2 separate regions of the Homo sapiens genome follow, and region 1 is linked to region 2. Evidence: chromatin contacts called from ENCODE Hi-C or POLR2A ChIA-PET data. All regions are on one chromosome and are shown on one strand. The core of a region is the stretch at or near the end of the contact, and the rest is flanking DNA. Distances in the headings are between cores, read along the strand shown. Region 1 overlaps SMURF1 (SMAD specific E3 ubiquitin protein ligase 1). Region 2 overlaps SMURF1 (SMAD specific E3 ubiquitin protein ligase 1).

What was found. A loop is a pair of places that touch in the nucleus more often than their neighbours do. ChIA-PET counts read pairs that join two places held with the same protein, here RNA polymerase II (POLR2A). Pooled maps may share reads with other maps.
Region 1: a map of mammary epithelial cell shows a loop between it and region 2 (2.1-fold over the local background). The contact joins two enhancer-like sites. A Hi-C loop is called at or near these places in 9 of 168 maps with a recorded cell type or tissue (CD8-positive, alpha-beta T cell, Calu3, K562 and 6 more) and 5 of 50 pooled maps. POLR2A ChIA-PET finds 5 or more read pairs at or near these places in 13 of 52 experiments (AG04450, BJ, Caco-2 and 10 more).

What each region holds. Positions count from the first base shown.
Region 1 is chr7:99,123,308-99,128,521 of GRCh38, reverse strand. The region is part of intron 1 of SMURF1 (SMAD specific E3 ubiquitin protein ligase 1); the gene reads left to right. Among named protein-coding and RNA genes, the nearest start is that of SMURF1, 18 kb to the left of the region's middle. Within about 2 kb of position 2,987, at least 7 of the 41 ENCODE cell types and tissues checked have a DNase peak (open chromatin) inside an H3K27ac peak, as active enhancers do.
Region 2 is chr7:99,075,317-99,080,752 of GRCh38, reverse strand. All of the region lies in intron 1 of SMURF1 (SMAD specific E3 ubiquitin protein ligase 1), which reads left to right. Among named protein-coding and RNA genes, the nearest start is that of SMURF1, 66 kb to the left of the region's middle. Within about 2 kb of position 1,417, at least 7 of the 41 ENCODE cell types and tissues checked have a DNase peak (open chromatin) inside an H3K27ac peak, as active enhancers do.

The sequences.
Region 1 (5,214 bases), core at 1,738-4,237, 46 kb before region 2:
ATTTAGAAGTAAAACCTGCAAGGATAGCATATAGCCTTGTGAGAATGCCATTTCCCTTAGGAGCCTGGTATTTAGAATGTTATGAATGGGATATTTATTATAAGCCTGTTTTTTTTGTAAAGGCTTGCTTTTTGATATTAATATTGAAATGAATTACGGAAGCCGTTTTGGGGACTTGACCTGTTTACTGACTGCGTCATTCATGGCTTAACCTCATCAGCCAAATGTCAGCAGGATTCTGCTTTTAAGACAACCACATGAGAACAGATGAGCCATTCGGTCATCTTGTCATAAGCCCCAGAGGCTATCTCCTGGCACATCTGGCATGTGATGTATTTAAGTATTATTTGAGGGTGTTGAGTATAATTTTGTAAAAGACTGTACCCTGGTACATTCCATATCTTAATGCATTCTGAAACAGCGATATTATTTTTTTTTGGAAACCCCAGAGGGTTTATTTACTGTATTTTGCATAGGGTTCATCTGAACAGTACAAAAAGTACCTTTTTATTTTAGAAAAGGAGTTTTGGTTTAGAAAATGGAACCTGAATTGAAATAAAAGTAAAATTATTCTCAAAAGGAGACAGTTTATCGATTTAAGTACATTTCGTATCGCCTATGTAGTAGCGTTGTTTATATTTAGAATAGACGCAAGCCAGTCCACGATCTCTCAGCAAGACTTGACAAAAGGATATGATTTTGTCACAGTTACTCCCAGTGTTTCATTTCAAGCAGTATGAGTCAAGGATTTGGTGTTTCTCATACTAGAATAAATTGGACTTTATTCAGGAAAAAAACCCAACTTGTTAATTTGAAGTGCATGTCTCAAAGCCTAAACATTATTTTAGTTAGTATTTCTAAGTAGATAATACATACATATGGTATAAAAGGGTGATTGTGAAAAATATGCCTCCTTTCCCCTCTGTCCCTTGTTAACCAGCTTGCCTCCAGAGAAAGAGCTGTTCTTTTTTTTAATTTTATTTTAAATTTTTTTTAGAGATGGGGTCTTGCTATGTTGACCAGGCTGGTTTTGAACTCCTGGCCTCAAGTGATCCTCCCATCTCGGCCTTCCAAACTGCTAGGATTACAGCCGTGAGCCACCAGGCCCGGCCGAGCTTTTCTTACCATGGTATTCTTGTGTTCTTCCAGAGATTTTTTTAAAATGCCTCTTCCTTTTCTCACTCCCTCCCTCTTTTTCTTTTAACACAGATGGGAGCATTGTGTGTGCATTGTTGTATACTTGCTTTTTGCACATACGGATCAGGGATTTCTCTGTTTCCTTACCTCCTGATCTGCCTGCGTGGCAGGAACATTCACTATGCAATGACTATCCCTGTGCTCGTCAACGTTCCCGTGTGACCTTGCAGTTAGGTGGGACCATGTAACTACTTCTGGCTAGCAAACTGTGAGAAGTGAGTTGTCCCACTTCGGGGCTGAAGCACTAGGAACCTCCAGCTCTGCCACAGAAGCTGTGTGTCATGTGGTGGAGCCTCTATCAGCCTAGATCCCTGAGTGATTACGTGAAGCCGAAGCTGGCCCTTCCCCCCGGCCCCTGCTCAGACCCAACCTATGCTGAACACGTAGTTGAGCAAGAAATAAACTTCTGTTATGTTAATTTGTTTCTACATCACACAGCTCCTCTTGATATAGCTGATTTCTTTTTAATAGCTGTGAAATTCATAACACTTTGAATGAACCCAGTTCAGATGATCAAATGCTTAAGAACAAAAAAGCATCTAATTAAAGAATAATAACTTTAAATATACAAATATCAGATCAATGCATCTTATCCCAATGTGTTGCCACGCAAATATCTGTATACATAATTTCTAATTAAACTTTTTAATTTTTTTAAATTTATTTTTCTGAGATGGCGTCTCGCTCTGTCGCCCAGGCTGGAGTGCAATGGCGCAATCTCAGCTCACTGCAACCTCCATCTCCTGGGTTCAAGCAATTCTCCTGCCTCAACCTCCGAGTAGCTGGGACTACAGGCACATGCCACCACGCCCGGCTGATCTTTACATTTTTAATAGAGACAGGGTTTCACCATGTTGGCCAGGCTGGTCTCGAACATCTGACCTCGTGATCCGCCTGCCTCAGCCAACCAAAGTGCTGGGATTACAGGCGTGAACCACTGCACCCAGCCCAGCCCATAATTAAAAAAAAAAAAAAAGGAATATATGCTTATTGAAAAGTATAAAGAAGAAATAAGTACTTTATTATTTGAAATGAGGCTTGATTCTTTAATATTAAGGCTTATAATTTTTGCATTAGAATTTGATATTAATTTTCTCGTCATTCTAAAGGAAGATAAATACCAACGCCATACATGCTCGCTGTTCTCATTGAATACTACAGTCAATAGAGAGGAGTATTGAAAAAGACTGTCTCTACCAGAAACTTAACAGCCATAGGGAAATGGTACATTCGCTAGAAACAGTTAAGTAACAATACAAAGCGCCCCTGAGTCTAGTTGCTGGGGAGGCCAAATGTGAACTGGCTCTAGAAAGATCTGGGTGGGCTGAGAGACCATGTGGTAATAGCATAAGCGAAGACAGAGTGGACATGAGTCTGGCTGCTTTGCAGGTCAGACGGACAGAAGAGGTGCCAGGCAGGTAGAGGGAAGAGAGGACACTTGGCTTCTGTAGAAGTCGTGAGTTGTCGGGGAGATTGGATCAGGAAATGAGATGATAAATTGTAATTTTATAGGCCTGCTGGGTAGAAAGTAGGGACTTTTCCTTTCATGCCCTGAGGATAGCATGGGATCCAGGGACTGGAGTAGCATGGTAACTAAGGGCCAGGTGCTGGAGGCAAGTGGCCTGGGTTCCAGTCCTGGCTTTGCCACCTTCTAGCCGTGGAAAGTGCCAGCAGGGTGCACGGGTAAGTGTATAGGTAATGTGAGCTGTGATGATGACTGCTGTTGTGCTACTTGGGAAGGAACCTGGTGACACAGAGCGACACCTAATGAGGGAATAGATTAGGCCCCATTCACAAAGTGTGTTACTGTGTTTACACAAATGCTGGATGATAGTCTTTCTAGGATGTTTCATAAGCACTCCTTTATTGGGCCCAAAGTTTAGACTAAGTGCTTTACAAAGGTTCTTTAAAACAAAAACAAAAACAGAAACATTTATTGGCTGGGCACAGTGGCTCATGCCTGTAATCCCAGCACTGTGGGAGGCCAAGGTGGGAGGATGGCTTGAACCCAGGAGCTCAAGACCAGCTGGGGCAACATAGTGAGAACCTCCCATCTTTTAAAAAAACAAAAACAAAAAATTAGCCAGGCATGGTGGTGCATGCTTGTAGTTCCAGCTACTTGGGAGGCTGAGGCAGGAGGATCTCTTGAACCCAGGAGTTTGAGGCTGCAGTGAGCCATGATGGTGCTTCTGAACTCCAGCCTGGACAACAGAGTAAGACCCTGTCTCGAATGAATGAATGAATGAATGAATGAATGAATGAATGAAAATTTTTATTGAATAACTACTATGCTCTAGGTTGTCTGGCAAGTGGAGTACTGGATATAATAAACAGGGTAGAGACCAGAGGAAGTAAATACTGTTTATCCATTCTGTACATGGTTACTAAGTTAATGTCAGGTTTCTATTTGGCCCTTGAAAAACCACTCCAAGTAGGTGAGAAGTGTCTGTAAGTAAGTTAAATTTTTGTATGATGACGGATGTCTTGATAAAGCGCAGTGGCATTCAGAGGGAAGTTTAGTTGGCCCTGCCCTGGATGTCCTTGCTTTAGTATCTTGCTGCTTTATTGTAACATGCTTTCTTAAAACCTTCTTAGAAGTACTAGTTGGATCCCAACTGTGGCTCCTCCAGTCAATGGTAAGTTAGTATTTGTGTAGTGACTTTTTTTTTTTTCCTTTTTGACACTGGACCTACTTCCATTTACAGTCAGATACTGCTTAAAACCTTTTTGTGGGCAAAGTAGGTCAAACCTAAAGTGCACAGAAGGGAACTGTTCAGGTAGAGAGGCAGATTCTGTAGAAGCGCCTGTCCCGTTTTCCCTTCCCTGCCGTTGGATCACTTTTGCTAGAGCTGTGCAGCCTTCATGCCCAAAGCTTGGAGTCTCTCCAAAAGTATTCTAGAATGAGATTCTGCCAAGTGCTAGCATTAAAGCTTCAGTATTGGGACTTTGGAGTGCCCCTTCTGCCCTTTGGCCTTTTTAAATGGAAACTGGGCGAGGCTGGTAAGCTATACCTTACTATTCTAAGGTGACCACCACTTGGAGTGTGGGTTTAAGACTGCTGCCAACCTGGATTTCCAGTACAGCTCTGCTGCTTGCTAGTGGGGTGACTTTGGACAATAATAATAAAGCTATTTGTCAATTATTGAAGCTCTTTACTATTTGCCAGGCAGCAATGAGGCCAAGCACTTTTCATGAGTTGTATTTCCTCCTCTTGATAAACTCACAAGATAGGTCGTATTCTTGTCCCTATTTTTGAGACGGTGAGATGCAATGGAGTCAGCCAACCCAGTTCCACCACATACCAGTAGCCTTGGCCAAATCATGTGCTTCATCTTTAAGCCTCAGACAAGACCTACCCCATCAGGTTGTTGTTGCAAGGAACAAGTGAAGTAACCTGGCACCCAGCTGTTGCCCAGCACATGTTAGGGGCTGACTTGCCTAAGGCTGCACTGAGAGTATTTTGCAAGTGGACTAAAGTTGAACTGCTTTGGGAAGATATTTGGCTTCTTACTTTGTAAGTTGGAGTAAAGATTGTTTCTAAATCTAGTTCTTTTCCTTTTTGTCTCTAGATTAAACTCTTACTATATCATTCAGTTAGGAGCTCTCATGTTTAGCCAACGTTCTCAGAAAGTGATCAGTTCAAGGGCTGTGGCATGGAGGGGAAGTGATGCAAGCTTTATTATGATACAGATGAGTAACCATATAAAATGGAAAATAATATTTGTTCTCCCCACATTCCCATCCCCTCTTACCAACCTAATATTTATCTATCTATCTATTTTGAAATATTTGAGGCAGAGTCTCTCTCTGTCACCCAGGCTAGAGTGCAGCGGTGCAATCATAGCTCACTATAGCCTCAACCTCCTGGGCTCAAGCAGATCCTCCCACGTTGGCCTCCTGAGTAGCTGGGACTACAGGTGTGCACTACCATGCCCGGCTAATTGTTTAATTTTTTATAGAGACAGGGTCTCACAATGTTGCCCAGGCTGGTCTCGAACTCCTGGTCTCTAGTGATCC
Region 2 (5,436 bases), core at 168-2,667:
GTAGTTTCCTGGTTTCAGTGTCGGTCTCATCAACTCAGTTGGGATGGCTTCTCTTATTATTATTTTGTTAGAAGGTGGGAACAGTTTTTATAAGGTGGGAATTATCTGTACCTTGAAATCTTGATAGAGTTTTCCTGTAAAACTAGGTAGGTTTAGCCGGGCGTGGTGGCTCACGCCTGTAATCCCAGCAGTTTGGGAGGCCGAGGTGGGCTGATCACCTGAGGTTGGGAGTTCAAGACCAGCCTGACCAACATGGAGAAACCCCATCTCTACTAAAAATACAAAGTTAGCCGGGTGTAGTGGTGCATGCTTGTAATCCCAGCTACTCAGGAGGCTGAGGCAGGGGAATCACTTGAACCTGGGAGGCAGAGGTTGCAGTGAGCCGGGATCGCGCCGCTGCACTCCAGCCTCCGCAACAAGAGCGAAACTCCGTCTCAAAAACAAAACAAAACAAAACAAAAAACTTATCTAGGTTTAGTGCTTTGTTTCTTTGGGTAAATTTTTGATTACTGTTTCAACTTACAGCCATTGGTCAGGGTTTCACTACTCTTTGGCCAAATTTGGGCAATTTATACGTTCTTAGAAAATGTTTCATTCTAGCTATTGGTTTAAAGTTGGGCCTCTGTGGTGCACTGTTATGATTTATAAAATTGTTCCTTGTGGTTTTATTTTCTCCTTTTGTCTTTATTTGGGGTATCTGTGCCTTTTTTCTTTTTCTTGAGCTTACTTAAAAAGGTTTGTTCTTTTTTTTTTTTTCTTAACTAATCTTTTAAAAGAACCGGCTTCTGGTTTGACTGACAGTTGTTTCCCCTTTCATTAACCTGCACTATTATCTTTATTAATTCCTTCTTTCTGCTTTATTTATTCATCCTTGAGTTGAAAGTGTAGGTTATTCATTTTCAGTCTTTCTGGGTTTCTAGTGAATGAATAAGTCTGCATTTTAATATACAGTATTTTTTATTTTCATTTGATTGAAACAGTTTCTCATTTCTACTTTGACTTTCTCTTTAATCCAAGAGTTATTTAAAACTGTTTAAAAATTTCCAGATGTGTGGATTTATTTAGGATGTATATTTAGTGCGGATTTTTTTTTGGGGTTACATTTAGTGAATGAATGCAGACTGTTTATCAATTTGGGAGATTTGTTAAAGTCTCTTTTGTAGCTTAGTATGTAGTTAGCTTTTCTAAATTCCATGTGTGTTTGAAACGAGTATGTAGTCTCTGTTTTACGAGGAAACACTTTTATTGAGTTTCTTTCTTTCTTTCATGAGGTGACTTCTTGTAAATGTTGAATGGTTCTTGGTTCTGTGTTCATTCTTGCAGCTGGGATTTCCTGCTTCTCCTTCGAGCTGTGGGGAGGAGCTGGGGAGGAGCTGCAGGAGGGACTCTTATGCTGTGTACCGGACACGCTGTGTTCTTCAGTCACCTGCCAGCCTGCGCAGAACATGGCCCTGTGTCCCAGAGCCAGGCTTCCATACTCTGTCTTGCAGATGGAGAACGAGCCTGGTCATTACCTCCACTGGGGGGTGGGCATGGCCAAGCAATGAGGATTCCAGGCGCAGCTGCTGTGGCCACACGCCCTGCCCGAGGCATCACTCTAGTGGCCTCCTCTGGGCCTCAGCTTCCCGGCTTCCCACCTGGGCATCCCCCAAGGGTTGGTCCCACCTCCTGTAGTGGCAGTTGCCTGAGGGTGGCTGTGTCATCTGTCAATAGCGAAGATTTCCCTCTGCTCCTTTGCTTTCCATCTTTTAGGGCAGTGATCCCCAGCCTTTTTGGCACCAGGGACCAGTTTCATGGAAGACAATTTTTCCGTGGACAGGGGTGGGGGAGATGGTTTTGGGATGATTCAAGCGCATTCCATTTATAGTGCACTTTATTTCTATTATTATTACATTGCAATATATAATAATTCTACAACTCACCATGCAGAGTCAGTGGGAGCCCTGAACTTGTTTTCCTGCAACTAGACAGTCCCATGTGGGGGTGATGGGAGACAGTGACAGATCATCAGGCATTAGATTCTCATAAAAGGGTGCAACCTAGACCCCTCGCATGCGCAGTTCACAACAGGGTTCATGCTCCTATGAGAATCAAATGCTGCCCGGCTGATGTGACAGGAGGCGGAGCTAAGGCAGTAATGCCAGTTGATCAGGAGCGGCTGTAAACACAGATGAAGCTTCGCTTGCTTGCTGGCTGCTCACCTCCTGCTGTGCAGCCTGGGGGATGGGGAGGAGGGTGCAGGGGAGGGGGGGTTGAGGACCCCTGTTTTAAGGATTCCTTTTGTGAGTAGAGCTGTGTATATGTTTATCTTAAATATCTATTCTGTCATTACTATTGGTATAGCAAAGAAGAGGCAGTCCACAGCATGTGTTCAGTCTGTCAGTCTCAAACCTAATTATCTGTCAATTTTATTCAAGTTGGAAGTGTGAAATTAAGCTCTCAATTCGGTGCCACTTTTTTTTTTTTTTTTTCGCCCAGGCTGGAGTGCACTGGTATGATCTCAGCTCAACGCAACCTCTGCCTCCCAGGTTCAAGTGATTCTCCTGCCTCAGCCTCCCGTGTAGCTGGGATTACAGGCACCCACTACCACGCCTGGCTAATTTTTTTGTATTTCTAGTAGAGACGGGGTTTCACCATATTTGGCCAGGCTGGTCTTGAACTCCTGACCTCAGGTGATCCACCTGCCTCGGCCTCCCAAAGTGCTGGGATTATAGGAGTGAGTGACTGTGCCCGGCACTGGTGCCACTATTTTTTTTTTAAATAAAGACATGAAAAGCCACAAGATTTCAGATAACGAAGCAAATAACCGAGTAATAGAATGAGCCCTTTCAGGATTCTGTAAAAGCTGTTTTATTTGTGAATTAATTTTTGAAAAATTTTACCCTGAGTCTTCAAAACTTTGTATTTTTCTGTGGTTACTGACATTAGTGACATTTCTTTTTGATTTGTCCCTGTCTTCTGTAACATATTTATATTATACATCAACCTGGAAAAATTTCATATTCAGCCCTTTAGAGTTGCCTGATGGTGGAAATCACAAATGACATATTAATAATCTGAACAAAGAATAGAAAGTGAACCAGACATAGCACCAGTGCCTGTGCTTAGAAGTGGATTAAGAGGCCAGGCGCAGTGGCTCACACCTGTAATCCCAGCACTTTGGGAGGCTGAGGCAGGTGGATCATGAGGTCAAGAGATCAAGAACATCCTGGCCAACATGTTGAAACCCCATCTCTACTAAAAATACAAAAAGTTAGCCGGGTGTGGTGGTGGGCACCTGTAGTCCCAGCTACTCGAGAGGCTGAGGCAGGAGAATAACTTGAACCCGGGAGGCAGAGGTTGCACTGAGCTGAGATTGCGCCACTGTACTCCAGCCTGGCAACAGAGCGAGACTCCATCTCAAAAAAAAAATAAAAAAAAATAAAAAAAATAAAAAAAAAGAAGTGGATTAAGAATCCTAGCTACTGTCAGTTTAATCCTTTTTTAAAGTCACTAATATTTTAATATAAAAAGTAAGCTTTTACTTTTCCTCATAAATGTTTTTCATATCATCATTCTTTGCAGAAAATTTAAAGATTACAACCAGGTGAAAAGAAGAGAAATAAATTATACCATAATTTATTATTAAAGAAAGATAATTATACTGTATTAGTTGACATCATTCCAGACTCTTAAATACACATTTATCCACATACACACAATTTTACCAAAAAGAGTTTACCTCGTCACTGTTCTGTAACCTTTTTTGTTTTTTTTTTTATTATAGACATTATTTTTTAGAACAATTTTGGACTTATGGAATTATTGCCAAGGTAGGACAGACAGTTCCCATGTTACCCCTTCCGCCCCCACACGCGCACACACGTGCACACACATGCAGGCACACGCACACACATGCACGTGCACACACATACACATGGGCACACGTGCACACATGCACACTTGCACACATGCGCACACACACATGTACATACGCATACACACGTCCAGATTCCCCAATTAACAGCATCTAACATGACTGCAGTACATTTGTTGCAATTAATGAAGCAATTTTAATACACTGTTACTAACTCAAGTCCATGCTTTCACTGTCTTATTTTTTACCTACTGACATGTTCTGTTTCAGGATCCCATCCAGGATATGACATCACATTTAGTTGTCATATTTCCTTAGGTTGCTCTTGGCTGTGACAGTTTCTTAGACTTTCCTTGCTTTTGATGATCTTGACAGCTTTGAGAAGCACTGGTCAGGTATTTGTAGAATGTTCCTCCACTGGAAGTGTTTGATGTTTGTGTCATGATTAGATTGGGATTATGCATTTTAGAGAGGAAGACCACAGAAGTGAAGTACCATTCTCATCGGGTCCTGTCAAAATTTCATGCTCTTAATATCAGCGTGACTTGTCACTGTTGATGTTGACCTTGATCACCTGGCTGAGATGGTGTTCGTCAGGTTTCTCCACTGTAAAGTTACTTTTTTTTCCTCTCTTTCCATACTGGACTCTTTGGAAGGAAGTCACTACACACAGCTCACACTTAAGGAGTAGGGGCTGGGTGTGGGGGCCCACGCCTGTAATCCCAGCACTTCGGTAGGCTGTGGCTGGAGGATCGCTTGAGCCCAGGATTTGAGACCAGGCTGGGCAACATTGCGAGACCCCATCGCTATAAAAAATAAAAAATTAGCCAGGATAAGGTAATGACCTGCAGGACACATGAAGAAGGTGACTGGGGAACTGGCCATGCTCTATTTCCTGACCTGGGTGCTAATTATATACGTGTGTTCAGTTTGTGAGAATTCAGTGAGCTGTACACTCAGATATTTATAAATCAATCATAAACATCAATAGACAGAATAGAAAGTCCAAATATAGACCCATGTCAACTGATGTTCTTCAAAGGTGCCAAGACAATTCGATGATGGGGAAAAAAAGATAGCCTTGTCTAGACTGGAAAATAGGAAATCCAGCCAGAATGAATGGGATATCCTTATGAAAAAAGAATAATAATAAGTCTCAACCCTTACCTCACATCATACACAAAAATTGACCTGTGTGTGATACTCTGAGCTGTTGTTACACATGACACTGATGACACCTAATGTGTGGGTTTTTTTTTTTTTTCCCCACATCAATCCCAATTCTGATGCTAACTGGCTATTCTACAGTTCGATTCAATCCCAACGCTTAATTCCCCAGAATTAGCAAAGACCCCACAGGTTAAGGGCTCAGTCCCACAAGACTACTCCTACCTTATCCATGAGTTGCAAATCAAAGGTTGTCACCTATATTTCTGACTAATAAATAAATCGGGGGTTCCCTTTGCAGGTTCAGTAATTTGCTAGAGGCCTGTAATCCTGTAATCCCAGCACTTTGGGAGGCTGAAGCAGGCAGATCACTTGAGGCCAGGAGTTCAAGCCCAGCCTGAGCAACAGACTGA